Linked DNA regions of Mus musculus: all the other regions are linked to region 6. Evidence: chromatin loops called from intact Hi-C (ENCODE). Cell type or tissue: left cerebral cortex. All regions are shown on one strand.

Region 1 (4,000 bases), 230 kb before region 6:
AGAGGGCATCAGATCTCATTACGAGTGGTTGTGAGTCACCAGGTGTTTGCTGGGATTTGAACTCAGGATCTTTGGAAGAGCAGTCAGTGCTCTTACCTGCTGAGCCATCTCACCAACCCCCTCAACAAGAATTTGATTATAAAAATTGAACCCTAAAAATACATTATAAATTTAACTACATTCTTATTTTAAATTGGTTGTTCTAAATGTAAGAATTTAGAAATTACAAATTCCTTGAGACTGTTTTTTGTTTTTCTCTGCATAGTTTTTTTTTTTTTTTTAATTGACATTTAATACTTTTAAAACAATCATGGGGTTGGAGGCTGGGAAGATGGCTCAGCGGGTAAGAGCACTGACTGCTTTTCCAGAGGTCCTGGACTTAAATCTTGCACCCACATGGCAGCTCACAACTGTCTGTAACACAAGCATACATGCAGTCATACAAGCATAAACGCCAATGCACATAAAATAAAAATAAATAAATTAATGAAAAATTCATGGTCTCTAGAAGCAAATTAAGTTTTAAGAGCAAGGCTGACTATTGTGGTCTGCTTTTTCTTGCTTTGACTTCTTAAATTATCCCAAATATAGGAATGATTTTTTTTTTTCCAAGTCGGGGTTCTTTGTAAAGGCCTGGCTCTCCTGGAACTTGATCTGAAGACCAGGCTGGCCTCGGCCCCTGCGTGCTGGGAGTACAGGCATGCACTACTACCTCTGGGCTAGGAATTTTTAAAATTTGTTAGCGCTAAGGAAAATCCACTAGGATTTTTTTCATTATTATTATTTTACTTTGGGCAACAGTACAATTCTTGATCCATTGTGGGTGTGATCTTACAGTCAGATTCGCCAAGAAGAAAACAGGAAAGTAATTACACACTAGCTAAGCTGATACTTTTAGAACCTTTAGAGCAGAAACTGTAGTCTTTTTTTTTTTTTTTTGCAAAGAGACTGAAGCAGGAATATTTCAAGATCAAAGCCAGTCTGGACTACTTAGAAAATTTCAGGATAGCCCAGGTACTTCTTGATTGCATTGTAACCAAATAAATTTTGTTGTTGTTTGTTTTAAAGGCTATGGGGATATAGCTTGAGAAGAGTGGCTGTTTAGAATGTCAGGGTTTTGATTTTATGTAGGCTCATGTCCATACTTCAACACATCAAATTTATACAATTGAAAAATCAGACCAAATGAAGAGGAACCACAAGGCACAAGGTGTGAGTTCATTAAATTTTACAAAAGTTCCAGTTAAGTTCTGTAATGAGATAAAATTTAAGTATTATATAATTGGTCAGACAAATTTTTCTGACCAATTAATTGCCTGTCTTGGCAGAGACAGTGAACTTAAACAGCTTTTCTCACGTTTGAATGTCTGGGAAAACAATATTTTCTGACACGTAAGAACCATAAGAAATTACAGGGCTGATGTCTTTACCTAGTTCTATTGCTGTCCACACCATCACGACTATCTAGGCTGCTGAGGCTCTAAAGAACTTCAGAACAAATGTCACCCCCGCCCCCCCCACACACACTTTTTTTCCCAGAGACTTTGTATTATTCGATTTTAGTGCCCCGTACGGCTCACACTTTGAATCGGAAACACGAAATCCTAATTTTACAGGCTTTTCTCCATATAGCGTAAATTACACGAATGACCAAGGTGACAACATGCAATGATGGCAAGTGGTTTGCTTTTCAATGCCCTATTTAAGAAATAAAAATAAAAATAAGAAAGCCCAAACCAAGCCATCGAAAGGATTTCCAATTCCTTGATTTCAAAGGAGACAACCATGTATGCTGTCCTCCTGATTGAGGAGGCAGAAGCTGGAGTTAACTCGTTGGTATTTCGTTTTTAGATTTCGGGAGGAGAGTTTTTTATACAGGGAGAAAGAAGGAACAGGCAGAGGAAGGCCTTGTCGGTTTGGCAGCAGCCGGTCTTGCTCTGCTAGGAGGGGTTTGGACACAGCCCGGTTTTGTGTGAGCCGGCGGCTGTCACGCTGGGGACTCAGCGGGGACCCGCGTGGGGAAGAAGGCGTTCCTGATCCGCATCCTGATCCGCTCGGCGACCGCGCCACCGGGTGCAGTAGCTGCGGCGGCGGAAGCGCGTGGTCTCCCGGGTCCGCCGCAGGGCCGTGGTTTCTCCCGGGGCACAGAGCCCTGGCTGAAGCCGGAGCAGCCATCTTTCACCCGGGCACGGCCTGTGCGGCCTCCCGCCCGCGAGCCACACCCCCGCGTGGGCCTGCGCCCTCGCCACTCACCGGCCGCATCACTGGACTCTGGCCCGGTGCGGCTGGAGTCGCCGAACACGGTGAGGCTGAGGTTGCTCAGGCGCTGGCGAACAGGGTCCGGCAGCTCCATGCCTGGCCTGCCCGCTGGCCTCTCACACACCCGCTAGTCGGCGGGCACAGCGGCGCGTGGCGGTTCCCTTGGCAACCGGGCAGTGCGGGGCCCCTAGGGACCTGGTACCTGGGCTTCCCCGAACGCTACAGAATCCTCCAGAGGCTTCCCCTTGGAGAGGCGAGCCAGGGCCACGGGCCCGCAGCCTAACGTGGCCTAGTGCTGCTGAAAATGGCGGGTTCCTCCGTCTTGCTTTAAAGCCGCGTCGTCTTAAGATGATCACAAGTAATAAGCCATTCGGACCTGGGCTGAGCCACAAGGAGCTCTCACACCATAGCAATTCCTCTGCAAAATTGGTGCACCATTTCTTGAGGGAAATGGAAAACGAACATAGATATTTTAAAAAAATGCCCTTGACATTCTTTTTATTATTATTAGATATTTTCTTTATATACATTTCAAATGCTATCCCGAAAGTTCCCTATACCCTCCCTCTGCCCTCCTCCCCTACCCACCCACTCCCACTTCTTGGCCCTGACATTCCTCTGTACTGGGGCATATAAAGTTTGCAGTACCAAGGGGCCTCTCTTCCCAATGATGGCCAACTAGGCCATCTTCTGCTACATATGCAGCTAGAGACATGAGCTCTGGGGGTACTGGTTAGTTCATATTGTTGTTCCACCTATAGGGTTGCAGACCCCTTCAGCTCCTTGGGTGCTTTCTCTGGCTTCTCCATTGGGGGCCCTGTGTTCCATTTTATAGATGACTGTGAACATCCACTTCTGTATTTGCCAGGCACTGGCATAGACTCATATGAGACAGCTATGACAGGGTCCCTTCAGCAAAATCTTGCTGGCATATGCAATAATGTCTGGGTTTGGTGGCTGATTATGGGATGGATCTCTGGGTGGGGTATTCTCTGGAAAGTCCATCCTTTCGTCTTAGCTCCAAACTTTGTCTCTGTAACTCCTTTCATGGGTATTTTGTTCCCTATTAGAAGGAGGAATGAAGTATCCACCCATTGGTCTTCCCTCTTCTTGATTTTCTTGTGTTTTGCAAATTGTATCTTGGGTGTTCTATGTTTCTGGGCTGATATCCACTTATCAGTGAGTGCATATCTAATGACTTCTTTTGTGATTGGGTTACCTCACTAAGGATGTTCCTCAGAAAATTGCCCTTGACATTCTTAAGAGGGTGGATGAGCCAAGCATACCTGCTTCAGAAGACAGGGAAATAACTTAAAAGTATTGAAAGCAGTTGTTTCTGGAATATAGGTGATTTTAAAACTAAAAATATCAGCCTTTCCCTGCTTTCTCTTAAGACATATCATTTTAGCATTTAGAAGGCAGAGACAGGAGATCTCCAGTTTAAGGTTAGCCTGGGATACATTGCAAAATCCTCAAAAACCAAAACAAACCATTAGGTGTAATAGACATAAAGAAAAGCACAGTCGGATGTATTAGGTCCCAGGTCAGTCAACAGTATCATCATCTCCAGGAGCTACCCTTTCTCAGTTGCTTGTGAAGCAGTGGCCTGTTTTATACTTTATAGTAGACTGATTGCACATTCAAGTTTAAAAAGAAAATCTGACTTTGCTGTCAACATTTTTTATGAATTTTCTTTCATGTTGATAAGTTCCTGTGTAATTTCTACTTAGGAGCAGTTATG
Region 2 (4,000 bases), 68 kb before region 6:
TCAGTGGTCAGAGCACTCTCTGTTGGCAAGCTCTCCTCTTGCATGGAAGGTACAGAGAGGTCTGGAGCTCAGCTATGAAGGGACCCTGTCCAAGAATCTATGTTGCTTCTGCAGCCCAAGTGCTCTCCTGTGCAGACTGGTCTCTGAGGGACCTGGGATACAAGATGGCAATCTCACCTACATCCCAGGGTCAGTGCCCTCCCTGGAGGCTGATTCTCCTCGGTCATAGAAAGTGCACAGAGGTCTGGGTCTCTGCTCCAATTCCTGCCTGAGTAAATATGAAGGTTTTGTGTCTTTTATTTGTGAACTAAATGATTTAAGGTAGTGTAGAAATCCCCAAATAATGTTTACTTCAACAAATCTCAGTCAAAGAGGAAGACTTATTTTGCAGTGGGTTGTGGCTACTCCAAATATTCATAACCATTAAAGTTGCTGAGAAAATGTGACCATTGCTGTGGCATAGTAACCTAATACTCAGCCATAAATGGATTAAAATGATCAGACATCTATATCACCCACTATCAGGTTCAGGGAACAATGTAGAATAGTAGGAAGCACTTAAGATCTGCAGGATGGAGTAGCTGTTTTCTTTGGACTGAAACATTCCTTCCCAGAGGAAGAGAGAAGACTTGGCAAAGCACAGGAAGTTCACAGAATTTATAAGTTCACAAGGCCCTGCCTGAAAGTTAGGCCAGCAGTTATATAGTTTTCCTGGGTTACCACTCATGCTGGAAAGAGCTTATTGGTAATACAACCATCTGATATTTTGATGATTCTATAAGTAGTAACCATTACTAAAACTCCTATTAACAATTCCAATGAACTAATTATTTCAGGGCTGGAGGGATGGCTCCATGATTAAGGACACCAGCTGTTCTTCCAGAGCACTCACATGGCAGTTCACAACCATTAATGACTCCAGTTCCAGGGTATGTGGATGCCCTCCTCTTGACCTCTGTGAGAACTAGATAAGCATATGGTGCAAATCATACATATAGGTAAAATATTTATACACATAAAACAAACAACAACTAGACCGGTAGAATTGTTTCTTTGGTTTGTTCTCAATGTTCTATCTGAAGTAAACTGATACTTTTTAAAGTCTCCCTTCAGAAAAAGTCATATAAAAGCCAAAATAGTGCTTTTCAACTGTGGCAAATGCCATTTCCCAAACTTGACTGCAATTAAATCTCTTGGACCATAAATTCTTTCACAAAATGACATTGTGCCACCTTTACAATAAAAGATAACGATTTTTCTACCATCTGATTCAGAAAAATACACGATTTCTTCAACAACGGAATACTGTGGAGGTGTCTTTGTTTTCTGCCCTGGGAGTTTCAATTCTTGCCTGGTAGAACTTAGCTGTCATGAAAGAAGTGCTGCTACCCAGAGATGACTGCTACTAGCATCCTAATCTGCACTGAAAAACAGTGGGTGGTTAGATGCCACATAGAGACTCCAGGAGCACGAATGCATAGGACTCAGGAGCAAAAGAGGCATCTGTATGTCCAGGCTGGGAAAACCTTCAGAGGCTTTGATGATCACAACTGCCAGGTCCTCACAAGAATGTCATAGCAGAATCTACTCAAGCCATAAGACCAATGAGAACAATAGGTGTGGTTTTAGCATCTTAGTTCTGGCATGGGTTGTGCATTCATTTGCATTCATTTTCTTTTAGATGATCACTTTGTGATTTAAGTTACTCTGGAGCTTACTTTGTAATCCAGGCCAACATCGAATTCACAGCAGTCCTTCCTCCTCAATTATAAAAGTGAGCCGCCATGCTGGCCTTAGGGTAGTGGATTAGGCAGCAGTTGATATAGAACACAGCCTGTGTTAACTAAAGCACCTCTAAGGAGACCTTTGCAAACTTAAGATGGAGAAGCTCAGCTTTATCATATTTTATATTCTATTTGCAGAAGAAATCATTTAGGAAAAAATAGCTTCAACCAATATAAAGATTTGATTGCCACTGCCATAGGTAAGTAAGCATTGGTTAAATAAACACGGACATCACAGCTTCTCCAACTAGACTGCTTCGGACCAAATTATAATTAGGACCTTCCAGGTGGATATGTTTCTGTGTCTTCTTTCTAATTCATCTATCAGAAGATCCACTTGCAGTTTCTTACTCCTTACCACCAGGAAATCGTTTTCCACGTGTAAGTTTACTTAGAAGGCCAGATGTACCCTCCTTCTATCCTACCTCTAGTTTAGAAATGTTGCTTATGACTCAGACTGCAGTTCTTGGAAGAGCAAAGCCCATTTTCCTTGGGGCCAGACTCTTATATAGACACAGAGCTATAAGAAAGTACATCTCAACCAGGACACCCATTTTAATTAAAAATGGCCTCCTTGAGGACAGTTGGGCATCATATAGGGCTAAACTTTTTGGAAAGCTTATGACATGCTCTTACTGATCAACACTTAGCAAAAGCTATATGTGGAAAGATTTCCTTAAAGACTTCCAGCACACTCAGCTAAAAGTGATGCTTTTAGTCTCACTGCACTGTGCGCTGCTTCTTTTATCATTCAGACCATCTGTGATGAAGTATATTTTGTTAACTCAGAAAACCTCAATTTCTGTAAGACTTTGAAATGAAGCATTAACGTATTTAAATGTTTTGTGCAACATTACGGTTTGGGAGGCTTCTCATTTCTGTTATTAAACAGAATGCCTGCCATCTAAGCATCTCACAAGAAGCTATTTTTACATTCATAATCTTTAAAGACACTTATGTAAAGAAGTACTTTGAACTCTTTTGGTATGATTTTAGCTCAGCCTAAAGCTTAACAATAATGTAATTTGTGAGGGTGGCTGATCCCAACCTGTCAGAGATGCTGCAGGAAGATACATAAATCAGCCAGCATCTTATCTGAGACTGGGTTAGAAATCCATGTGACAAGTAGTCACTCACATGTGATCTGGTTTCTTAACACCATAGTAGACCCCAGACACTAAGGATTTGGAACTGCAGGGCATCTTCAAAATAGCTTTCTAAACCTCCTTGTGTTGCAGATGGGTAAACTGAGGCCACACATTCTGACAGGAAGCATTCTTCCTTTCCTTTGCTAGTCTGAAATGTGCTTTCAGGAGCAAGAGCATCATCCAAGAGCTTGTGACAAGTGCAGGGTGCTGGGCAGCACAATAGTTCACCTGCATCAGAATCTGCATTTCACATGGTTTGTTTTCCAACACCAACAACTGTGGTAACACCTGAAACACCCTGTTCCAGACTAACCATTTGCAGTTATAGTGGAACCAGTTGGATGCAGATTCAGAATTTAGATGTTCTAATTCTTAACAAAAATCATATGACTTGACATCTCTAGCCTTTTGTTTCTAATTAAAGGGGTTATAATATCTCCTGTGAAATGTCAGTATGGCTTCACTGAAACAGCGTTACTAGTTCTGCTGCCTAAACTTCTAGCACATGACCATCACCATTACTAACTTCCCAGAGAGGGACCGTATCTTCCATGTACCCACAGGGAATCCAAGTAAAACTGGAGTGCAGCCTCTTGAGTGTTACTCCAGTGTGGCTCTCCCTGCATGCCATGGTTTCCTCCTCCTTTAAATGCTAGAGGAAACATTCTTATCTGAGGCCTTCTTAGTCCGTGGAGTGGGGTGCAGAAATAGGAGACTCCTTTTTAAGGATTGCCATTTAAATTTCTTAGAACAGTAAAGCCAATGAACTCATACTTGATAATCTGTTGTGTTGGGCCTCTGTGGTCAGCTACTATGCCCGTGTAGAAAGCATTCAAGTGTCTCAATCACATTTGTATGAGGATCTTTCAATCTCTGATAGATAATGGCAAAGCTTCTTCCCATATTTAAATAGAGAAGTGTAAACATAAGAACATGAGTATACAGTAGTTTTATTTGATCCCAGGCTGACCCTGCTATAGATATCAGTGAAACCACAGGCTTTACTTTTTTAAAAAGCCTTGGTTTTATACTTAATAAAGAAGAGAACCATGAGAATTACCTTTCTGA
Region 3 (4,000 bases), 60 kb after region 6:
ACACATACACACACACACATAGTGGCTGAAATGTTTTTAAACTCATTATTTGGTGAGAATACACTGCCTTTGTGTGTGTGTGTGTGTGTGTGTGTGTGTGTGTATGTGTGTCCATGGTAGTTTGTGTGGGTGCATATGTGTATTCAGGGTCATGTGTGCATGTATGTGAGGCTAGAGGTTGATGCTGGGTGTCTTTAGCTGCTCTCTACAGTATGTTTTGAGGCAGGGTCTCTCGTTTGCACTTTGAGTTCACAGACTGAGCTTTCTAAGAACCTCTCTCTGCCTCTGCTTCCCAAGTGCTGGGGTTAGAGGTGGCCATTCAGTTGGGTGCTGGGGTTAGAGGTGGCCATTCAGTTGGGTGCTGGGGTTAGAGGTGGCCATTCAGTTGGGTGTTGGGGTTAGAGGTGGGCATTCAGTTGGGTGCTGGGGTTAGAGGTGGGCATTCAGTTGGGTGCTGGGGATCAGAACTACAGTCCATGTTTGAGTAGCAGGTGCTTCAGCTGTTGAACTGTCTTGCCAGCCCAAGAATTAGGACAACTGTCATAAATTATGAACCACCTAATGCCAAGGAATGTCGTGTAAATCTAAACCTGGAACAAAATGCTGTATGCACTCACTGGGAAGATAGATTAGAAGTTAGGCAGATCATCTGTTTCAGTTTTAAGATGGGTTTAAACAGTCAAAAATAGATTTGAGAATCTTCTTCTTTATCTATGCAGATGTTTTAACTCTATCAAAGTGTGTTAACTCTTTCCTCTAGAAAGTTCAGGTTCACTTTATACAACACCAACAGGGACACTTGTTGGTTAAGTGAGTCTAATGTAGGCAACCTTTTTTTCTACTTATCCTCTCTGTCCACTATATCATTGTTTCATTATGACAAAATAACTTCGCAGTGCATAATTACTGATTATAGCTAAACCTGGTGCTCATTGCAAGTCCTGATGAATGCAAGAAAAGACCCCTCAGCAGTCTCCTGGAACTGTGCTGAAGGAAAGGACGGTATGAGAACACCATGCTGTCACAGGGGTAGGTCTGCCGGGCAGTGGGAACACCATGCTGTCACAAGGGCAGCCCTGCTGGGCAGTGGGAACACCATGTTGTCACAGGGGCAACTCTGCCGGGCAGTGGGAACACCATGCTGTCACAGGGCAGCTGTGCTGGGCAATGGCTGCTTCGTTTACATCGATATTTATTTTCCATTGTCTCTTTAAAACAACTTTTTGTTTGAGATTTTTATTTTCCAAAACAAAGCTTATCTGTGTATTCCTAGTTGTAGATCATGCTGGCCTGGAAGTCAGTGATGGGATTAGAAGCATGTACTACTTGCCTGGATAAAACCACTGTGTTTTAACTTTGCCTGTGCCAGTGTAACTGATACAGGTCAGTCTGGTCTACTCTGTTGTTTTCATAAGTGAGTTCTTGAACCTCTCTAAGGTTCATAATAAGTGGGCTTGAACTTCTAAGGCCTTTTAATGCTTTGGTCTGTTAGTGTAATTATATAACTAGGTTTTCATACATTGGCGAAATAGTCACTTTGAAAGATGATATATGCTTTAGGAACAAGTTATAAAAGTAAATTAAAAATCACAGTCAAATCTGGAGTCAAATCCTACATTCACCTCTAAAACATAGAAAAATTAGATTGAGAACATTTTGGATTCACAATGCATTTCTGTTGTCTTTGTTTCATTTAAAGTAAATTAAAATTTACTATGTTATATTGTGGGTGTTGGTAATATTTAGGAAACAAAAAGTTAACAACACTAAGCTAAGAAACTGTGTAAAGCCCTAATGAAGTTCATTAATAAGCACTAAACACAATTTTGTCGTCAGTGTTCTTCTATTATTGCCCACTTCCCTCTTCCAGTCAGATCACAGAAGAGGGATTCTGTTGTAAACATGTAATAACCAAGCCCATCTCATGGGCCATCTGATTAACCAACGAGACAATTACTAGCCTGATCTTAGACCTTTTCTTTTAAACCCAAAATCAATAAGTTTGCTCTACCTAACATCTAACCAGGCATTTCTAACTTTGAAATTAACACACGGAGCAGTATTCATCCATGTGCTCAGCAGTAAGTATTCATGGACCATGTAGTGTGTTGCACTGTCCAGGCACTGGAACTAAAGCTGTCTATGAAGCAGGTAGAAGAGCTCTTCCTCATTCTTCTAAGGTGGAAAGAAAGAATAAAACTTAGTGAAACATAAGTCGTCAAAAGAAACAGACGTTAAACATAAACATATAGTGTGTTATGTTAGTGAGTCTCATCCTTTAAAGGCCTCCAAAAAGAATTTAGTATTCTTATCAATTAAAATATTTTAATAAGAAAGTTGGTAATATATTTTATAAGATGGGAAAATTTTGCAATTTGGGGACGTTGCATAAATCTTTTCCTGAGTTGTAGCTCCCCCTAGTGGTAAGTGATAGATTTGACTGGCCTGGAAATAATGTAATTTCTGTAGGTAGGTTATCATGAAGCATCTTTGTCTATGCATAAGCTTACACTTTAAATTGCATCAACATTTTATATAAAATATTTAGCTAAAGTGCTAAATTCTATTGTAAAATATGGATTTTGGTTGCAAGTCAGTTAATACATTTTCCTGATACTGAAGGGCAGGTATCAGAAAAAGAAACTAAAAATCCTTTTGACTTTGAAAGTGTTTCAAGATGTAATGAGTTCTTAGAATTGTTTTTATTTTTTTTTGAAACAGTCTGTCAATATTTTAGTCTTTTCTTGAACTCATGGTATTCTTCCTGTCTGGTCTTCCTGCATGCTGAAATTCCAGGTATAGTCTACCATTCCTGGCTATAATATTAAACTTATACTAGATACTAAATATCCCATTAAAACGAAGTCTCAAGTATACCACCCTTACAAGTCTGCTGGGGACATCCACCCTAGCAGGTGCTATGTGGAGTGCTTTATACTGTATCTCATTTTCTCAGTGCAGTAGATTATGGGTTAGACATGTAGCCCTACTTTAAAAATATTGACACCTAAAGAAGGTGAAGGATCTACTAAGAGTTATGTGGTTAACACGTTAGGATTTCATTCAGTCTCATTTTTCTCCAGGGTCTTTTTCTTAATGCCTGACTCAGTAGTTGCCTCCCTGAATGGTAGAGGTGATAGGTCACTTGGGGTGGGAGTGTGTGGATATTTCATTTGGTAATATGTTTGCTGTATAGACCTGAGGATCTAGGACCTGAGTTTGGATCCCTAGAATCATGAAAATTGGGGCAGCATGTGCCCAGTGCCTGTGGTGCTCGGTGCCTGCAGTGCCCAGTGCCTAGTAGGTAGACACAAGCTGACTACTGGAGCTCTCTGGACAGTCTGCTGGACCAGACTGCGAGCACTGGATTTCAGTGAGAGACCTTGTCTCTATAAATAAGGTGCAGAACAATTGAGGAAAACGCTTGCTTTTGACCTCTGGCCCCCACATGCATGCATATGAATACATATCATAAACACCTATCATCTGCATACAAACACACTAAAAATCAGAGATTGAAGAATCAGAGGACTTTTTAATTGGCCATCTTTAGCGGTAAATCTGTGAGGAAGTATATATTAGATTTTAAAAGGTAGGCTTTTAATATTTATATTAGATTCAGAAGCTATTTGGAGTAATTACTTGGTTGTTATTAGACAGTGTGAAATGGAGTTTTGGGATTTATTACTCATAGAAATTCATTTTCCTTGAGGTAATCTTTTTTATGTAATGCATTTTATATGTAATGAATTTCATACAAAATTCCCAATTTTGTATGTCTGAGTTTGCTTCTTGGAACTGAAAAGCTACTTGTATACAAACAAAACTTTTCAGGCAAGTCTACCACAAGCTGTGTGGCAGTAGATATATGATGTAAATTGTTTTTGTTGTTGTCATTTGAGACAAGATCTCTCTACATGGCCCTGGCTGTCCTAGAACTCAGTATATAGATCAGGCTTACCTTCGGCTTACAGAGCTCCACCAGCCTCTGCCTCCTGAA
Region 4 (4,000 bases), 330 kb before region 6:
CTGTCTCTGTGGATTTGCCTATTCTGTAACACCATTTTCATACAGAGCTGGCTGGCCTTGAAATCACAATGCCCCTGCCTCTGCTTCCTGATACCGGGTGTGTGCCACCAAGCCTGGCTAGGTTTGCATCTTAACAGGTTATGATAAGTGGAATCAAGTGACACTCAGTCCTCTGTGTACAGCGTCTTTCAGCCAGTGTGGTCTATGCATTCTGTATGAGATCTGTTCCTTTTGGTTTGTGGATAATAATCTACTCACATACATTGCATTTCCATGCACTGTTGACCATGGGTTCTGGGCTGTAGCTATTATGTACAAAGCATGTATATTCGTGTAGGTGGTTTTACATACATGTATTTAGTTATCTCAGTTGAATCCTTGTTGTGGACTGGATCTAATGCTATTTGTGTTAATTCAGTTTCCCAAATCACATGGGAACCTGTACGTCTGTCTGTAAGACTCTGAGGGTCCTTGCCCACAGTTGGCTGTAATTGGTAAATAAAGTTGCCAGTGGCCAGTGGCTGGACAGGGAGACAGAGGGGGGAACCTTAGATTTTCCCGGCAAGGGAACCATGGGGAAGCAGGAAAGTCATGCCTAAGAGCTGCAGGAGACGAAGTGTACAGCCATGTAAGCATCTGGGTAGTGACCCAGCTCCTGGCTGCTTAGGGCATATTAAAAATGAGGCTGTGTGTGTGTGTGTGTGTGTGTGTCTTTCATTCGTGAATCTAAAACATTTGGGCAGTGTCTTAGTCAGGGTTTCTATTCCTGCACAAACATCATGACCAAGAAGCAAATTGGGGAGGAAAGGGTTTATTCAGCTTACACTTCCATACTGCTGTTCATCACCAAGGAAGTCAGGACTGGAACTCAAGCAGGTCAGAAAGCAGGAGATGATGCAGAGGCCATGGAGGGATGTTACTTACTGGCTTGCTTCCCCTGGCTTGCTCAGCCTGCTCTCTTATAGAACCAAGACTACCAGCCCAGAGATGGTCCCACCCACAAGGGGCCTTTCCCCCTTGATCACTAATTGAGAAAATGCCTTACAGTTGGATCTCATGGAGGCATTTCCTCAACTGAAGCTCCTTTCTCGGTGATAACTCCAGGTGTGTCAAGTTGACACAAAACTAGCCAGTACAGGCAGGTATCGAGGAGTGCGCTGTGCGAGCACCCGCAGTGGAGTTTAGATCGAATGAACCTTCTAATGGCTTCAATCCCTGGCAGCTACTCCTGGGAACACAGTGCCGAGTGATCCGGTTATGTATGCTCAGTTTTAAAAGAAATTGCCAAGCTACTTTCCAGGTTGGGTATGCCATAGAGTCCCTCCAACAGTGTGTGCGGACTGGGCTTCTCCAAGTCATCAAAAAAGCAAAATAAACAAACAACAACAAACAAACAAGAAACTGCTTGCCCCTGTCACTTTGACTGTAGCTGCCCAGCAGGTGTGAAATCTGTTCTTCGTTGCTGTTGTTTGTTTGTTTGTTGCATGTCTACGGGCTAGTCTTTTTGATGTGTTCCTTGTCTTCTCTGCTACCCTATCTAAGAATTTGCCAGCAATATTTTAAAGCTCAGGAGATGGCAGATAAAACTCCCTGGGGATGGAAATGGGGTTTGTCTTGTTCATTAGCCACTTAATTCTAAGAACTCACTACTGAGTGGGAAGCAACACATTACCTCAGTGCTGCTGCTTTTTTAAAAAAGCTACAAACTCAATACCTCAAAACAGCACACATTTATTCTTTTAAAGTTCTTGACACCAGAGTTTGGAATTTCATTGGGTCCAAATCAGTCAGGGGAGACTCTGGGCACTGTAGAGGGAATCTGTTCTCTCCTGACTCTCTCCTTCTCTCCTCAGGTCCTCCTGCAAGATGGCTTGCCTTCTGTTCTGTAGTGAAATAAATATTCCTTTACCTCACTTCCCCTTTGGTGATATACCTGATTACATGTAGAATCTACCTAAATAATCGAGGGTAACACACTCTAGGTTTCTTTTGCCATTTAAAGAAACTTCCTGGGATTAGGCCGTGAATATCTCTGGGGTATTTCAGCTGACTACCCCAGAGATAGGTCAGCAATCTGTCTGCATGAGGAGGCCTCTGAGGTTTAGGTTTGGAGTTGGTTGGTTCGGACAACGGTTCCTGTTGAGGGGTCTTCTGGAGGCTCAGGTAGGTCCTAGAGGCATGCTGATTTGGGCTCCATAGCCCTTACGGCTCCTCTCACTCTTTTTCCTAGAAACAAGAGGAGCGGACAGCACTTGGGCAGCCACCGGGTGGTGGAGGGGCCTCTGATGGTGCCCAACATCCTGGCCCTAGTCTTCTACCACCCACGCTTACTACACAGCAACCCCTTTCCCATCCCCATCTCCTTACCCTTACCCTTACACTTGCCGCCCCTTGGGAGTCGGCCACGCTGCAATCTCTCAGGTGGCCAGCAGGGGTCAGCATCCCCGCGCAGAGGGTCTCGAGGCTGCGATGGGTGGAGCAGGGCTCGGTGGTGTCCTCCTGCCACCTCTGGTACAGGTCCTGAGTACAGCCAATGTGTCTCCACTGCTTACCCGCTCTCTTCTCTTCGCTTTCCACCTACGAGAAGGCGGCTCCCTCGGGGTCAGCTTGGAGGAAGCTAGCCTCCACAGAAGAGCCGGGAAGGAGGACCAGAGGCACCGGAAGCCCAGAGGCCTTCCTGAGAGCAGGAAGCTGTTAGATTTAGAATGAATTTTCTCCCAAGTGTCTCAGATTGTTGGCCAAAGTTACTCTGATTCTAACGTCCCGTGGTTCCTCGTCCAGCTGGTGGGTTTGGGTGGAGCCTGGTGGAATGCTTGGGCCAGTGCCTCGGGTCTGCAGTAAGAGAGCCTGGCAAAGCCAGGCATTAAAACCTCAGCCCAATTACGTTCTTTTCCACTTGTGTCCTTCCTAATTAAAGGAGGCCCTCTTGATGCCAGCATGGAATGCTGCAGACAAGGAGAAACTAAATTCTGGTCTCGAACTCAACAGCCTGTCTTTAAAGCAGATTCATTATTCACGATGAATAAAAAGTAGCTATAAACACTTGTGTATGGTGGTATGGATATACATTTCCGTAGTTGGGAATGTCATGTGTTTTTCTTGCTTGTAGAATTTCTGATTGAAAATCTTTAAGATAGTTGGAAAACAACACAGGTATCGTGGACTGAGTGGTTGTTTTGTATCAGGCAGAATATGTGTCTGAAAGGGGCGGGAGGGTCTTCCGGTCCACCCTGACTTTGGGAAGCTGCAGCATACTAGCTCTGTAGGGCATTCGGTGCTGCAGCAAAGACAGCCCTGAGAGAGACCCTTGGTGGATGGCCCTTTACTGTATGCCTGAAATCTGCATCAGCTTGGTCTAGGAGGCTTGTCTCTTTGGAATTTCTTTGTGGTGACATGGTCAAATCAAAGACATGCAGAGCCAGGCCCCGTCTTAGCTGTCCTGGGTTGCATCTAACTGAGTCCCCCATTTCCCTGACCATGTTTCCTGACTACCTCAGTCTATGGAATGTTGACTTTGTTCTTCAGCTCATTTTCTTCACCTTTACAAGAGATGTTTGTAACAGAGTAAAGCGGGGCTAACTAACACTTTCTAGTACCTCAAACAATTGCCACACTGCCAGATATACTTGTTTCACAGGATCATCTGCAATGCTAAATTTCCTTTTTATGTCATCCGTGGAAGCTCCTAACCAAAGGGGGATGGAGAATACTCACGAGTCTGAGTGATGTTGCATGTCATTGTGTGGTCTCACTATAAGCACTTCTGAGGGCTAAGCTTTCTCAGGTCCTGATGAAATAGCTCTCTAAGACAAACAAAGCAACAAAACAACTCATAGAGCCAAAATACTAACAATCAGCAACAACAGGCTCGATATTGTTAAGGTAAGTTACTGAATGCTGACATTCACAACAGAACATAGACAAGTATCTGTAATTAACCAGGTCAAAAAAAAAAAAAAAAAAAAAAAACCTGTTTACTTTCGCCTCAGGAAAGACTTTA
Region 5 (4,000 bases), 680 kb before region 6:
AGCTGTGGCTGTCCTGGAACTTGCTCTGTAGACTAGACTGGCCTTGCATCATGCTATGTTTAGGTATGATCCCCATAGGCTCTTATGCTTGCACAAGCCTATAGGGGCCAGGGAGTAGAATGTGATGGTTTGTATAGGGAGTGGCACTGTTAGAAGCTGTGGCCTTGCTGGAGTAAGTGTGTCATTGGCTTTAAGACCCACATCCTAGATGCCTGGAAGCTAGTCTTCTAGCAGCTTTCAGATGAAGATGTCAGACTCTCAGCTCTTCCTGCACCATGCCTGTGTGCTACCGTGTTCCTGCCTTGATGGTAATGGACTGAACCTCTGAATCTGTAAGCCAGCCCTAGTTAAATGTTGTCCTTTATAAGACTTGCCTTGGTCATGGTGTCTATTCACAGCAGTAAAACCCTAACTAAGAAGAAAGCTCTGCCTGCCTCTGTGTCACAAGAAAGAAGGTAGATACCTGTGTATAGCAAAAGTTATATTTTATGCTGAGGGTCATCATACAAGGTTCACACTTTAAATTTCTAAATATGGTCCTAAGTCTTTATCCCCAAGGTGCTCACCTGTGTGATGTATCTTAGCTGGAGGTCAGGTCCAGTCTTACAGAAGTCTCTGATTTGAGGGTCAGGATCCTGGGGAGACTGTCCAGCCACAGGGTTCATCTAGGAGGTATCACTCCAGATATGCAGAGCAGTCCGCATCATGGGGTTTATACCTGTATCAGGTTCTCTTGAGTGTGTGAAGTTGCTGGGTTCTGGGTATCAGACACAGTGTTGGCTGTAGTGGAGGTCCTGACTAAGCTATTTTTACATGTGTAAAGACTTTTAAAAAAATACTATACTGATTACACTGCTTCCTGAGTGCCGGGATTAAAGGGCTACAATGCTGTCACTCAGCTAGAAAATCTTTATTAGGCTGCTGGTACTACACTGTGTGTTTGGGACTGCAGTGCAACACTGAGCCTTTCTCAGGGTGACCTTTTAAGCACCAAAACCATATCCTAGGTTGACATATTTCAGTTAACAAGAACATCTAGCCAGAAGCAGAACTAGTCAGAAGCAAGGTCAGTTCATTTAGAATCTTTCCCATAGCTTATGGGCTTTAACTGATTAAATCTTTGTTTTAATTTTTGGCAGGTGGTGCTGTCTGTGTGCTGAGTTTTATGGCCTGAATGGCACTTCCATCATGGAGTCAGTTGTGTTAAGGTCTGGGTCCCTCTTATAGAGAAAGATTTTACTCTTACAATATGGTTTGGATAATGTAATTAAACATTAGTAAAAATAGATTTAAAGAGTACCCCCCCACACACAAGAAAATTAAACAAATCCAGGCAGTGGTGGTGAACACCTTTAATCCCAGCACTCAGGAGGCAGAGGTAGGCAGATCTCTGAGTTTGAGGCCAGTATGGTCTGTAAAAGTGTCCGAACAGCCAGGCTATACAGAGAAACTGTGTCTCTAAAAACAAACAAACAAACAAACAAAAAAAAACCTGTGAGTTAATTACTTGGGATACAGTCTCAGTCTTTAATATAGATTGGCCTGGGACTCCACGGGTAGCCCAGGTAGGATGTGAACTTGCAGCAACTATCTTGCACGAGTCTCTTGGCATGACACAGTCCTGAGGTAAAATATGGGCGTACGTTTAGGTTTTAGCTGTAATTTTATTTTTCTACTGTAGGCGGCAGTAGAATATTGGTTTGCTAATAGCTGCAGGACTGCATAAAGATGTCTAAATGTTTCCTTATTCTGGAATGTTCGAGGCAGAAAATACTTTTGCTGGCTATTCAACAGTAATAATTTTGTGTATAAAAACATCTAAACATTTGGCTTGGCATTTTGAAATTAAAATTATTTTTAATAAAAAATTTGTTTCAATGGGTCTGGCGAGATGTCTTAGTGGTTAGGAGCTCTTTTTGCAGGCTGGCAGTGGCGGCACAAGCTTTACAAATGCATGGATGACAAGTACATGTCACATACAGATGGATAAATTAATATAGTAGAATTTTTAATTATAAAATTAAAAAGAGTGGGAGCCAGACGGTGGTGGTGCACGCCTTTAATCCCAGCACTTGAGAGGCAGAGGCAGGCGGATCTCTGAGTTCAAAGCCAGCCTGGTCTACAAAAACAGAAAAACAGAAAGGAAAAGAAAAGTGCTTGTTGCTCTTCTAGAAGAGCCAGGGTTGATTCCCAGCACACAAATGGTGACTCACAACCCAGTGTTACTGCAGTTTTAGGGGATCAGAGGTCTTTCTGGTCTCCAATTGAGGCAAAACATTCATACACATGAAATAAACAAATTTAAAAATTAGAAAAAGAAATTGTTTCAACTAATTCTTTCATTAAAAAAACAAAACAAAACAAATTCCACAGAATTTTGCATAGCCAGGCACAGTGCTTGTACACGGCTGCAGTCCTAGAACTGGGGAGGAAGGAGGAGGAGGATTGGAAGATGAAAGTCATCCTAGACTGCAGCCTGGGCTTGCTTATTTATACGACTGCCTGCCTATCTATCTATCTACCTACCTATCTATTGATCTATCTATCTATGTTTTTTTGAGACAGGGTTTCTATGTAAAATCCCCCCCCCCCCACACACACACCCACACCCCTCTTTCTCTCAGGTTTTTGTTTCTCTGTGCAGCCCTGGCTGACCTGGAACTCATAGTGATCCTCCTGCCTCTGCCTCCCAAGTGTTGTACTCAAAGGTGTGTGCCACCATGGCCTAGCTTTAAAAAGTCATTTTTATTACTATGTGTGTATGAGTACTTTGCCTGCATGTATGTCTGTGTACCGTATTCATGCCTGGTACCCACAGAGAGCTTCAGTTCCCTTGGATCTAGATGGTTGTGAGGCATCATGTGGGTGCTGGGATCTGAACCTGGTTCTTTGTAAGAGCAGCCACGTTCTTACACGCTGAACCATCTTCTCTAGCCCTACACTATTTCTTAACAGAGAACCTGCCATTACCATTTACGACTTTAAATTTACCTTTCTTTATCCAGAGCATATTTTGCATTTTAGAAAACAAATTATTATTAGTTTATATGAAATATAGCCATGTATTCAAGTCAACATCATTGTATACCTCTGGACTTTGTGAACATCAGTGAGACAGACTATTTCCTTGCCCCTTGTACCTGTATATTCAAGGAGTGGCTACATATGGGAGCATCCTGACAGTGAATATGAATACGCACATAAAGATGAAAGCAAAAATATAAATTAGCCTTTTTACAACTTTCTTTGCCTCCTGTAGAAGAATTTTAATCCAGCAACATGGCTGCTCTGGGAAGGGATAACATCCAAAGACCTAGTTCTGTGTGCTCTGGCTAGAATGCAGATGCACTCCACACCTTCAATCCCAAACAATGCACATAAGATTAGTGTGCAGAGGAAGCAGCACTAGTGTTTGAAAGTGATGTCTAATTGAGAGGCAAAGTGGTGAATCAGAGAAAGATTTGACGGAATGAGTCAGAGATAGGATATTCCCAACTCCTGTGAGAACGCACGGGAAATAGAAGCTATTTAAGAGCAGTGCAGGGAGAGGAGTCCGTCAGGGGTCAGTGCAGTGAGTGCAGCACAGTGGACTTGAGTTTGTTCCTGAGTTCATGCAGTCAGTGTAGGTCAGCAGAGGCAGCAGAAGCCAGACAATAGGAAGGAGCTAGAAGATTAGAATAAATTGCCAGAGTTAGTTTGATGACAGAGCAATTCAGTTAGAAGCCGAGAGAAGTCAGATTGAGTCAGTCAACTTGGAGAGGAGTTTTAGCCAGAACGGCAGAGTTGAACTAGCCAGCCAGAGTTCAGAAAGAACTAAAAAGGATAAGATTATTCAACAGTAAGCCTCTGAGACAATTATATCAGGTGAATAAAAGTTATTTTTATAACCTCCATTTCTCATTTTTTAAAAATATACTTTGTGTGTGTGTGTGTGTGTGTGTGTGTGTGTGTGTGTGTTAGTACTGGTTGTTCTGAAGCTCAATATGTAGACCAGGCTGGC
Region 6 (4,000 bases):
AATAAGATTAGGAATTAGTCCGAAAACAATTTGCATTTTGCCTTTTTCATGCTTGCTTCCATCTTCTTTCCAAACTCTTTGCTCATTCCTTGTGGAGGAATTGCTGAGTTTTGCTTTTTTGACTCTCGGCTCCCCTCTCTCCCCTTCCCCTTCCTTTCCCTGCCCTCTTCTGACTCCCCCTTTCTCTCATACCCCCTTTCTTAGGTACATCCCTAGCTTCCTTAATTTGACTTTACTGTTTAGTCCCGAAAAGTTGTAATTTTATTCTTCATTCTTTCTCTACACCTTAGATGTCTGTGAAACATCTAAGGCTGAAAGCAAATTTTTGTTTTTTGGATAGGATGGATATTTTCTGCCCCTTGAGAAGTCTATAGCTTTCACAGCCTCAAAAGGGATCTTGTGCTATATACTTGTGATGTCAAGGGTGTACACCTAACATCTCAGCGATCTCAGTAACCTGGATGTTGAAGCAGGAAAACCATGCTAACCTCTGGAAATACAGTTTCAGGCCATGTCAGCTGCCTCTTAATAGACGTAAACAACATTGCTCTCAAACTATTAAGTTATTTCGTCCTCTCCCTTGCCTTTAACCACCCTTTCCACATAGTCAACCACTCCCTAATCCACCCACAGCTCATACCAGAGGATAATGAGACCGCAAAGGAACACGAGAATGCAAGATTCAAAGAAATGCTGAGAATGAGGACAAGAAGAGACTGTACTGTAAACATTTATGTCCAGTTTAGCCCTCCTTGAACCTGGGGCAGGCTCCTGGCAAGGTCAGGGAAAAACTCGGAAAGAACTGAGTGAAATAAAGGCTGTGTGTGCAAAACCGCTGGCTGCTAGTGGCGCAGGAGAGGAGCAGCCAGTTCGTGGGTGGGGATGGGAGAGAATAGGAGAGAAACCACAGCACCTCAGTGTCTCTGGCAGCCGCTGGAATCAGACTCTGCTCAGTTCATACACCAGGAGCCAGAAACCCTGCCCAGCAGCCACGGCGCCTTTGACGGACAGCCACCTTCTGCAATGGCTTTCCAGTTCACTATAAACATTCTTAGTCCTCCCGCCTCCCGCTGCCCTCAACCATTCCAGGGAATGGGCGGGATCGTCCTTCGTGATTTACACTTTTTTTTTTTTAAAGAAGAAGAGGGTAGACCGGGCGGGTTCCACCTAAGGGAAAAAAAAAAACTGGGGGGGTGGATCCCCTATGACCGGCATGAAGATCTACCAATGGAGTGCCTCGCTCGTCCTAAGGCCCGCCCGCCGAGGAGGCGGGGCTCCCGCAGACTCGGCCAATGGCGGCGAGGCGGACGGAGGTTGAGCCGCCGTGGGTAGGGTTAGTGTGAGAGGTGCGGCGGGGGAGGTAATGATGGTGGTGGCGGCCGAGGGAGGCGGGGGAGGGGGATCTGGGCGCTGAACCGCGGCTCTGGCAGGGCTCGCTCGGGCGGGCGGGCCGGAGGGGGACGGTCGCTGGGCGCTCTGCCGGGGAGGGGGCGCTGCTCCGGGAGGGGGCGGGCGTCGTCCGCCCGGGAAGCTGCAGACCCCGGCTCCCGCAAACGAGCACCGCGCCGGGCTTCGCTGTTCCACGCGGCTCCAGCAGGGATGGAGGACTCGGTGGCGGTAGCTGCTTCTGAGGCGGCGGCGACCGAGGAGCGGCTCTAAGGAGGGGACAGCGGGATTAGAGGTGTGAGGAGGGCTTGGAGTGGACGAGCGGAGGGGCCGGGGTTCGGGGACCGAGGCTGGGGTCTAACAGCAAGGCTTGGGTGACAGGGACCGCAGCTGGCAACGCCTGTCTCTGCGGAGAGACAGGGGTCTGCACTCGGTGCGTGAGGAGGCGAGGCTCAGGCCGGCTGCCCCTGATGGGGGAGGGAGGCACCGCACCTCGCACTGTCCATTGGCCTGGCTGGTCATCGCTTCAAGCCCAGGCAGGAGTTTCCATTCCCCTCCTCCTGGCAGCCAAGGTGAAGGGGAAGCAAAGTGGCCTGGAGCTGGGACCTTGCCCTCTCTCTGCCGTGAGATTTCCCTCCACTGCTAGTTCTCCATCCATTTCCCTCTCCTACAGAACCAGCATTTCTCCCTGCACCCTGGTTGTGCTAAGTACATATTCAGTAGCTCGAGGCTATTCATTATCAGCTGAAAAATAAAGTTTATTTAAAAAATAACTCCTAACTGGTGGTAGATATATCAAACAGCATCCTGACTTTCCCGCCCTGTTCTTCCTTCTGCTATGCTAGGTAGGGAAGGCAGGGCCCGACTGGCATCTCTCAATTGTTGGTTCTGACAACCTGGTGTATTGCCGCCTGTCTTCGGTGTGATTTGTCATTTCTTCCTTAGTATCTTCCATCCTTGATGTTACTGGCTTTTGAGGCCGGGGTTTTGTTTCATTGTTTGAAAACCACGCAGATAGCAGAGGTTGTTTCGGTCTTATCTAACACTTCTCATGCGTCTGTCCTCATATTCTTTCTCTTTCTGTCTGTGTTTTGCTTTTCAGTTCTCCAGAACCCACGTCATATAGTCCCTGAAGTGGAATGATGATGTCTCCATGAGGGAACCTCCTCTCAGTCATCCTGTCCTGTACATCAGCTGTTCTTGACTGGGCCATTGATCTAAGATAGGATTTACCCTGTGAGACAGGGAGAAGACTTATGGACGCCAAGCATCATTTCAAGTTCTAGTTTTTGTTGAAAGTACTGACATACATGCAAGGCTCGTGTGCTTTATCAAAGCTGCTGTGTTGCTAATCCAGAACTGTTCCAGTCTCTTGGCCTATCACCATGGCTTCAGTTTGGAAGCGACTGCAGCGTGTGGGAAAACATGCATCCAAGTTCCAGTTTGTGGCCTCCTACCAGGAGCTGATGGTTGAATGTACAAAGAAATGGTAAGACGTGCTTAGGGGTAGATTAATGTCTTGTTGCCTAACCATCCTGTAGCTTGGACTGTGGGTCTTTTGGTAGCCAGTTTACCTTGCAGTGGTACACAAGTGTGTAGAAGCTGTGGACGGTGCAGATACTCTAACAAGTACTGTGTGTGCACTGTTGTTGCTGGTACTGTCTCTGTGGATTTTAATCACTCCATTTCAGATCGTCTCAGAGGACTACAACTGAGAACACACCTAAGTATAGTAGTTTTGGTCTTATGGTCATTTATCATTGGTGTTAGAATAACTTTATTTTTATAATTTTAAACAGAGAATGGTTATCTTAACATCACATATGTCTCAATATAGAAATTTATATCATATAGAATGGCGGTTTTATTTTGTTGTTTTTTTTTCATTTTACTTAGAGTATTTTTCAGTATTTGAATAATGGAATGCCAGTGCACACAACCTTAGAGATTCTCTTGTGAAGTGCTTAGTCAGGCAACTGTCTTTTCTTTTAATTGCCTAATGGGATACATTTCTTGGCAGGATTTAAGGAAGCAATTAGTGGCAATGGTCTGTCATTTGCCTCTTTCTTTCCATTTGAGGAAAGTAAATTTAGGGTTTTCTCTTACTACTATGAATGATAAGAAACGAGAATCCTTACATAGTGAGGGACAAAAGTTAATCTTAAGCAAATGGTCTTTTGAATTTTAGTTTATTATAGCGATTAAGCACTACCACAAAATAAATCCATTTCATCAAGGACTGTCATCTCATGTTTGGTACTAAGCTCACTTTCTAATGTCCTCTTGGCTAAAGAAGGCTTGCTCCACCTTAGCATTCTTAGTTTTTTGGGTTTTTTTTTTTTTTTTTTTTTTTTAGTTTGTAAGGAACATTATTTTAAAATAATTCAAGACATATATATATATATTCATATTCTACCTAGTTTATATACATAAACTGCTGATTGGGGACAGAAATGGCATCCTCCCTACCCTCAAGGAGCTCACAGGCCATGGTAAGGACCCTTAAGTAACTTCACTTGTGATAGGTTCAGTAATGTAAATATGTATGTTTCTACCCGGCTGGATATCCTGGGGATATTACTTCTCAATAATTCAGTCTCCATATGCATAGTAA
Region 7 (4,000 bases), 150 kb before region 6:
TGATTAAGGGGGAAAGGCCCCTTGTGGGTGGGACCATCTCTGGGCTGGTAGCCTTGGTTCTATAAGAGAGCAGGCTGAGCAAGCCAGGGGAAGCAAGCCAGTAAAGAACATCCCTCCATGGCCTCTGCATCATCTCCTGCTTTCTGACCTGCTTGAGTTCCAGTCCTGACTTCCTTTGGTGATGAACAGCAGTATGGAAGTGTAAGCCGAATAAACCCTATCCTCCCCAACTTGCTTCTTGGTCATGATGTTTGTGCAGGAATAGAAACCCTGACTAAGACAAGGGATTTTTGTCTCCTGGAGAAGGGGAAGTAGATTTAGATAAGAGAAATGTATACATTTTGTTCTGTAGATATTTATGCTATTTGATTTTGGTAGCAAAAATATGTAGTAATTTTACAATTAAGGATGTGAAGAATATAAAATAGTAACATAAAAATATTAAGACTGTCTCATAAGTAAGAGGCTTTGTAAGTTTTATTTTTTCTGTTAACAAAAATGCAGATAATGTGTCTGTTTTCCTTTTTCCCTTGGCCACCAGGAAATTCACAGCCAACTTTAACACATGAACGCTGGCGGTGTCAGGGCCCTGTAGGCCTACACTTCCCTGTCTTGGGGCGAGGAGGAGACCTAGGCTCTCGTGATTTGCACAGACAAGGCAGGCAGAAGTTTTTACTCTCGAAGCTCTATCAAAACAAACGAGCTCTGATTCAGGATCTCAGTTTACTTCTAGTCCAGAGCCACATGGGCAGACCTGAGTGACAAGTCTTATCTTCACTGCGAAGATGCAGGGGCGCTGTTAAGGCGAGGAGTGACTAGATCTGAATCATGTTTGGAGAAACCCCACACATATGGTGGAGGAGAGAAGAGGCTGGCCCAGAGGAAGGTAGTGGTGCTTATTAAATACCCACAGACTGACTGGATAACCTTGGCTTAAGTGACTACAGTAACCTCAGAGTGTTTGTTGAGTGGGGACTACAGCCTCTCAGTCAAGCACAGTTGGATGGCTTGGTCTGAACATGAGCCAGCTGGCCAGTGTGATCCCAAACAGAAAAAAAAAAAAATCAAAATCAAAACAAAACAATAAAACTACTCCACAGTCACAGCAAGCCATTGCATAAGGAGGACAGTGTGAGCAATGTCTTGTGGTAGAAAAGCAGTGAAGGCAGTCACTTACAGGCACAGCAGGTAATTTCTGTATCTAGACAGGGCCTCTTTGCTGAGAGTGTGGGAGGGACACTCACCTCATCTCTGTGAAGGAAGTGAAGCACCAAGAAAGGTTACTGGCTTAGGGTCAGACCTAGATCTGTGATTTCTGTCACTTATTAACTGGATAGCCTTGAGCAGCCCCAAGAGCCAGTGCCTTCATTCGTAAAGAAGGTTAAAGACCCATTTCCAGGCACAGGAGGGTAAAATAAGGGAAAGCTATGAATTCTAAGGGATTAGAGTAACTTTTTAATTTTTATGATTCCACTTTGTATGCCCCACACATCCCAGGCAGAAAGAAAAATATTTAAAAGATGACATTGTTATGTTCCCATGAGTAGCCTGGGATATCTGTTTTGGGGCTTTTTATACCTTTAAATAGCAGAATCCCTAGCTAGTCTGTGTTGTCCCTTTAAATCTAAGGATGGGGGGTCACAGATCTTCCAATTTAGCTGCTAAGCCTTTAAATAATGGGCTTGCCCACCTCCACCCTTGCACTGTTCCCTGGGCTTCTGGGATGTCTCTCAGGTAATTCCAGTACTCTTGGCGGCTGCCCCAGTTCACAGCTGCCACAGGGATCAGCTACTCAAAAAAACTGTTGCTGAATTAATATTGGCAGTGTGTGTGGGTTATATTTGCAGAGCATTGGCAGGCACCAGGGACCTACTGGTTAAAGTCCATTCTAACCTTTCCTCTGTCATGCTTGAAAAATATGGGAGGTTTTCTGCTGCTGTTGGTAGCTGAAGACCGCCCCATTCTCCGCTTCCCCTAGATTACGTGTGGTGGAATACTTCTCACGCAAGAAGGAGAAAAATGTCCTGGTTGAAGTGAAAATCCTTTCCTCAGAGGACCAGTTGCTGTCAACTGGCAGTTTTGGGTCGTTTCTTTGCTGTTCCCTCTGGTCTGTCCAGCAGGTGGTGGAGTTCCAGCAGCCTTGTCCCCAGTCAGACTGTCCTGTAATGCTCAGCACGTGATAGGCGACTGCTGTCTGACTCACTCCTGCTGCCTCTGGCTCTGGGGCTGTGTAAACACCACAAGGAACGGCAAGAACAGAGTACTCCAAGCTTTTCCTGTAGTTTCCCTCATCAAACAAAGAACAAATTCGTGTTGACTGAATATAGAACTGCCTGTGTCAGCTGGGATTTAAACTCTTAATCACTTTATTCTTAGCAAAGACCCAGAAAGAAACCCTAAATTGTTTCTTTGTTCATTATCCACCTATGAAAACACATTTGTTAACAGTACTGAATGTATCATGATAGACAGCTGAATCCAAATTATTCTTGAGAAACAGATTAATCCAGTGTGCTGCTGAGTGCCTGTGACCCCAGCCTTGGGGTTTGGGTAGAGATAGGTGGATTTCTGAAGCTCATTGGCCAGCCTGGCTGGGCAAATGGGAGAGCTACAGGTTCAATGAGAGATCCTAGCTCCAGAAGCAATGGAAGATTGATCAAGGAAAGGTAGCTGATATTGAAAGTCATGCATGTGAGCATGTGCAATAAAGAAAAATGAAAAAAAAAACCAACTTTAAAAAGTCAGCAGCTAAAGAGGAAACAACAACAACAGAGAAAAGAGAGAGAGAGAGAGAGAGAGAGAGGAGAGAGAGAGAGAAAAGAAAGTGGGAACATCCGTTATAGGCAAAACTTCAAGCCCCCAAATGTTCACACTCACACATTTCAAATTAGACATTTCAAAAACAGTGATTAAAAAAAAAAAAAGGTTTTAGAAAAATGTAAAAACGAAGCACTTCTAGGTTTGCTTCTCAGTTTCTTCAGAAAGTCTATATAACATTGCTTTTGTTTGGCCCCTGCTGTCTTCAGACTCATTTGGTTAGAGACTTAATTTGGTGGCTGAAACAGGGATCAATGCTAGAGGAAAATTTGGGTCAGAGTCTTTCTTAGAGTATTACCAATGGCAGATAGCTCCTCTCATGCCTTAGAGAGCCACCTCCAAAGGTATATGGTGTCCCTGTGATGGTTAAATACTAATTGGATGCAATGGAGAATCACCTGGGAAGGGGGTCTTAATGAGGGACTATCTATCCATCAGATTGGGGGATTGATGTGTGAAGGCCCAGCCTAAATGGTGTGTGGGTGACACTCTTTCCTGTCTCTAGGCTTTGGGTTGTACAAACAAGGAGAAGATAAGCAGAGAGTATATATATGCATCCATTTCTCTCTGCTCTTGGTTGTGGATATGACATAATCAACTATTTTAAGTTCTCACTGCCGTGACTTCCCTGTAGCAATCACCATATAACATGGAACTGTGAACTAAGATGAACCCTTCCTCACTCAGTGGCCTTTTCAGGGTATTTTATCACAGCGACTAGTGTTGTGATCTTGAATGTCTCGGGGCTTCAGAAGGACCACACCAGGCCACACAGTTCCATGTGAGGTTTATTGGTAGAGAGAGGAGCAAGGTGGTGGCAGAGAAGGGGGAAAGAGAGAAAGAGAGATTGGGGGGGGGGCTTTCTTTATGTATAGGTGATAATGTAACACAGGTAAAGGTGGGAAGTGAGCCAAGTGGATTCTGGGAATATGGTGGCTGTTGCCTTGGCAACAGGTCTGCATGTCTCGCTTATGTGATGTCACAGGTTTTGGAGGTCCTGATACAAACAACTAGAAAGGAAACTAGTAGTTCAGGTATGGAATAAGACATTTATGAGAACCTCTTATATGAGCAAATCAGGAACACATCATCTTATGGGGTTCCTTAAGAGAATTCTGCATGTCACAGGGTCACATACACATGATTTCTCTGTTAAGACCCTAGTTACTTGGAGTCATAAAGG

The links. Peaks named below come from ENCODE experiments on the same cell type or tissue, not always from the same donor. Only the 100,000 strongest peaks of a DNase experiment are listed, where the experiment ranks them.
Region 1: a loop joins it to region 6, with 5 times the contacts of the local background. A loop is called at or near these places in 10 of 42 quality-filtered maps.
Region 2: a loop joins it to region 6, with 2.2 times the contacts of the local background. A loop is called at or near these places in 2 of 42 quality-filtered maps.
Region 3: a loop joins it to region 6, with 2.5 times the contacts of the local background. A loop is called at or near these places in 6 of 42 quality-filtered maps.
Region 4: it touches region 6 in a loop (4-fold over the local background); 9 of 42 quality-filtered maps call a loop at or near these places.
Region 5: it touches region 6 in a loop (3-fold over the local background); 10 of 42 quality-filtered maps call a loop at or near these places.
Region 7: it touches region 6 in a loop (2.1-fold over the local background); 4 of 42 quality-filtered maps call a loop at or near these places.

Annotation. Positions count from the first base shown.
Region 1 is chr11:22,510,837-22,514,836 of GRCm38, reverse strand. It overlaps Tmem17 (transmembrane protein 17), which reads right to left and starts at 2,554. Exons shown (of 4, transcript NM_153596.3): 1 at 2,254-2,554. The coding sequence starts at 2,353. In left cerebral cortex, a CTCF peak has its summit at 2,387; DNase peaks (open chromatin) are centred at 1,458 and 2,102; H3K4me3 peaks cover 1,582 bases; H3K27ac peaks cover 1,701 bases.
Region 2 is chr11:22,352,661-22,356,660 of GRCm38, reverse strand. No RefSeq gene overlaps it. Among named protein-coding and RNA genes, the nearest start is that of Ehbp1, 68 kb to the right of the region's middle. In left cerebral cortex, no CTCF peak of the experiment used is centred here; DNase peaks (open chromatin) are centred at 1,537, 2,292 and 2,455; H3K27ac peaks cover 1,933 bases.
Region 3 is chr11:22,224,243-22,228,242 of GRCm38, reverse strand. All of the region lies in intron 5 of Ehbp1 (EH domain binding protein 1), which reads left to right. Among named protein-coding and RNA genes, the nearest start is that of Ehbp1, 61 kb to the left of the region's middle. In left cerebral cortex, a CTCF peak has its summit at 2,427 (motif pointing left); a DNase peak (open chromatin) is centred at 2,415.
Region 4 is chr11:22,616,204-22,620,203 of GRCm38, reverse strand. Gm12052 (predicted gene 12052) reads right to left here. Exons shown (of 5, transcript NR_166746.1): 3 at 3,715-3,803; 4 at 2,374-2,847; 5 at 1,712-1,883. Among named protein-coding and RNA genes, the nearest start is that of Gm12052, 6.5 kb to the right of the region's middle. In left cerebral cortex, a CTCF peak has its summit at 2,429 (motif pointing right); a DNase peak (open chromatin) is centred at 2,461; H3K4me3 peaks cover 577 bases; H3K27ac peaks cover 504 bases.
Region 5 is chr11:22,967,352-22,971,351 of GRCm38, reverse strand. All of the region lies in intron 1 of Commd1 (COMM domain containing 1), which reads left to right. Among named protein-coding and RNA genes, the nearest start is that of Zrsr1, 2.7 kb to the left of the region's middle. In left cerebral cortex, a CTCF peak has its summit at 1,677; a DNase peak (open chromatin) is centred at 1,683.
Region 6 is chr11:22,284,363-22,288,362 of GRCm38, reverse strand. Ehbp1 (EH domain binding protein 1) reads left to right here and starts at 1,568. Exons shown (of 25, transcript NM_153078.4): 1 at 1,568-1,681; 2 at 2,489-2,875. The coding sequence starts at 2,772. In left cerebral cortex, a CTCF peak has its summit at 1,596; DNase peaks (open chromatin) are centred at 1,219, 1,865, 2,446, 2,798 and 1 more place; H3K4me3 peaks cover 3,389 bases; H3K27ac peaks cover 2,149 bases.
Region 7 is chr11:22,435,870-22,439,869 of GRCm38, reverse strand. All of the region lies in intron 2 of Gm39609 (a long non-coding RNA gene), which reads left to right. Among named protein-coding and RNA genes, the nearest start is that of Gm39609, 5.5 kb to the left of the region's middle. In left cerebral cortex, a CTCF peak has its summit at 2,120 (motif pointing right); a DNase peak (open chromatin) is centred at 2,173.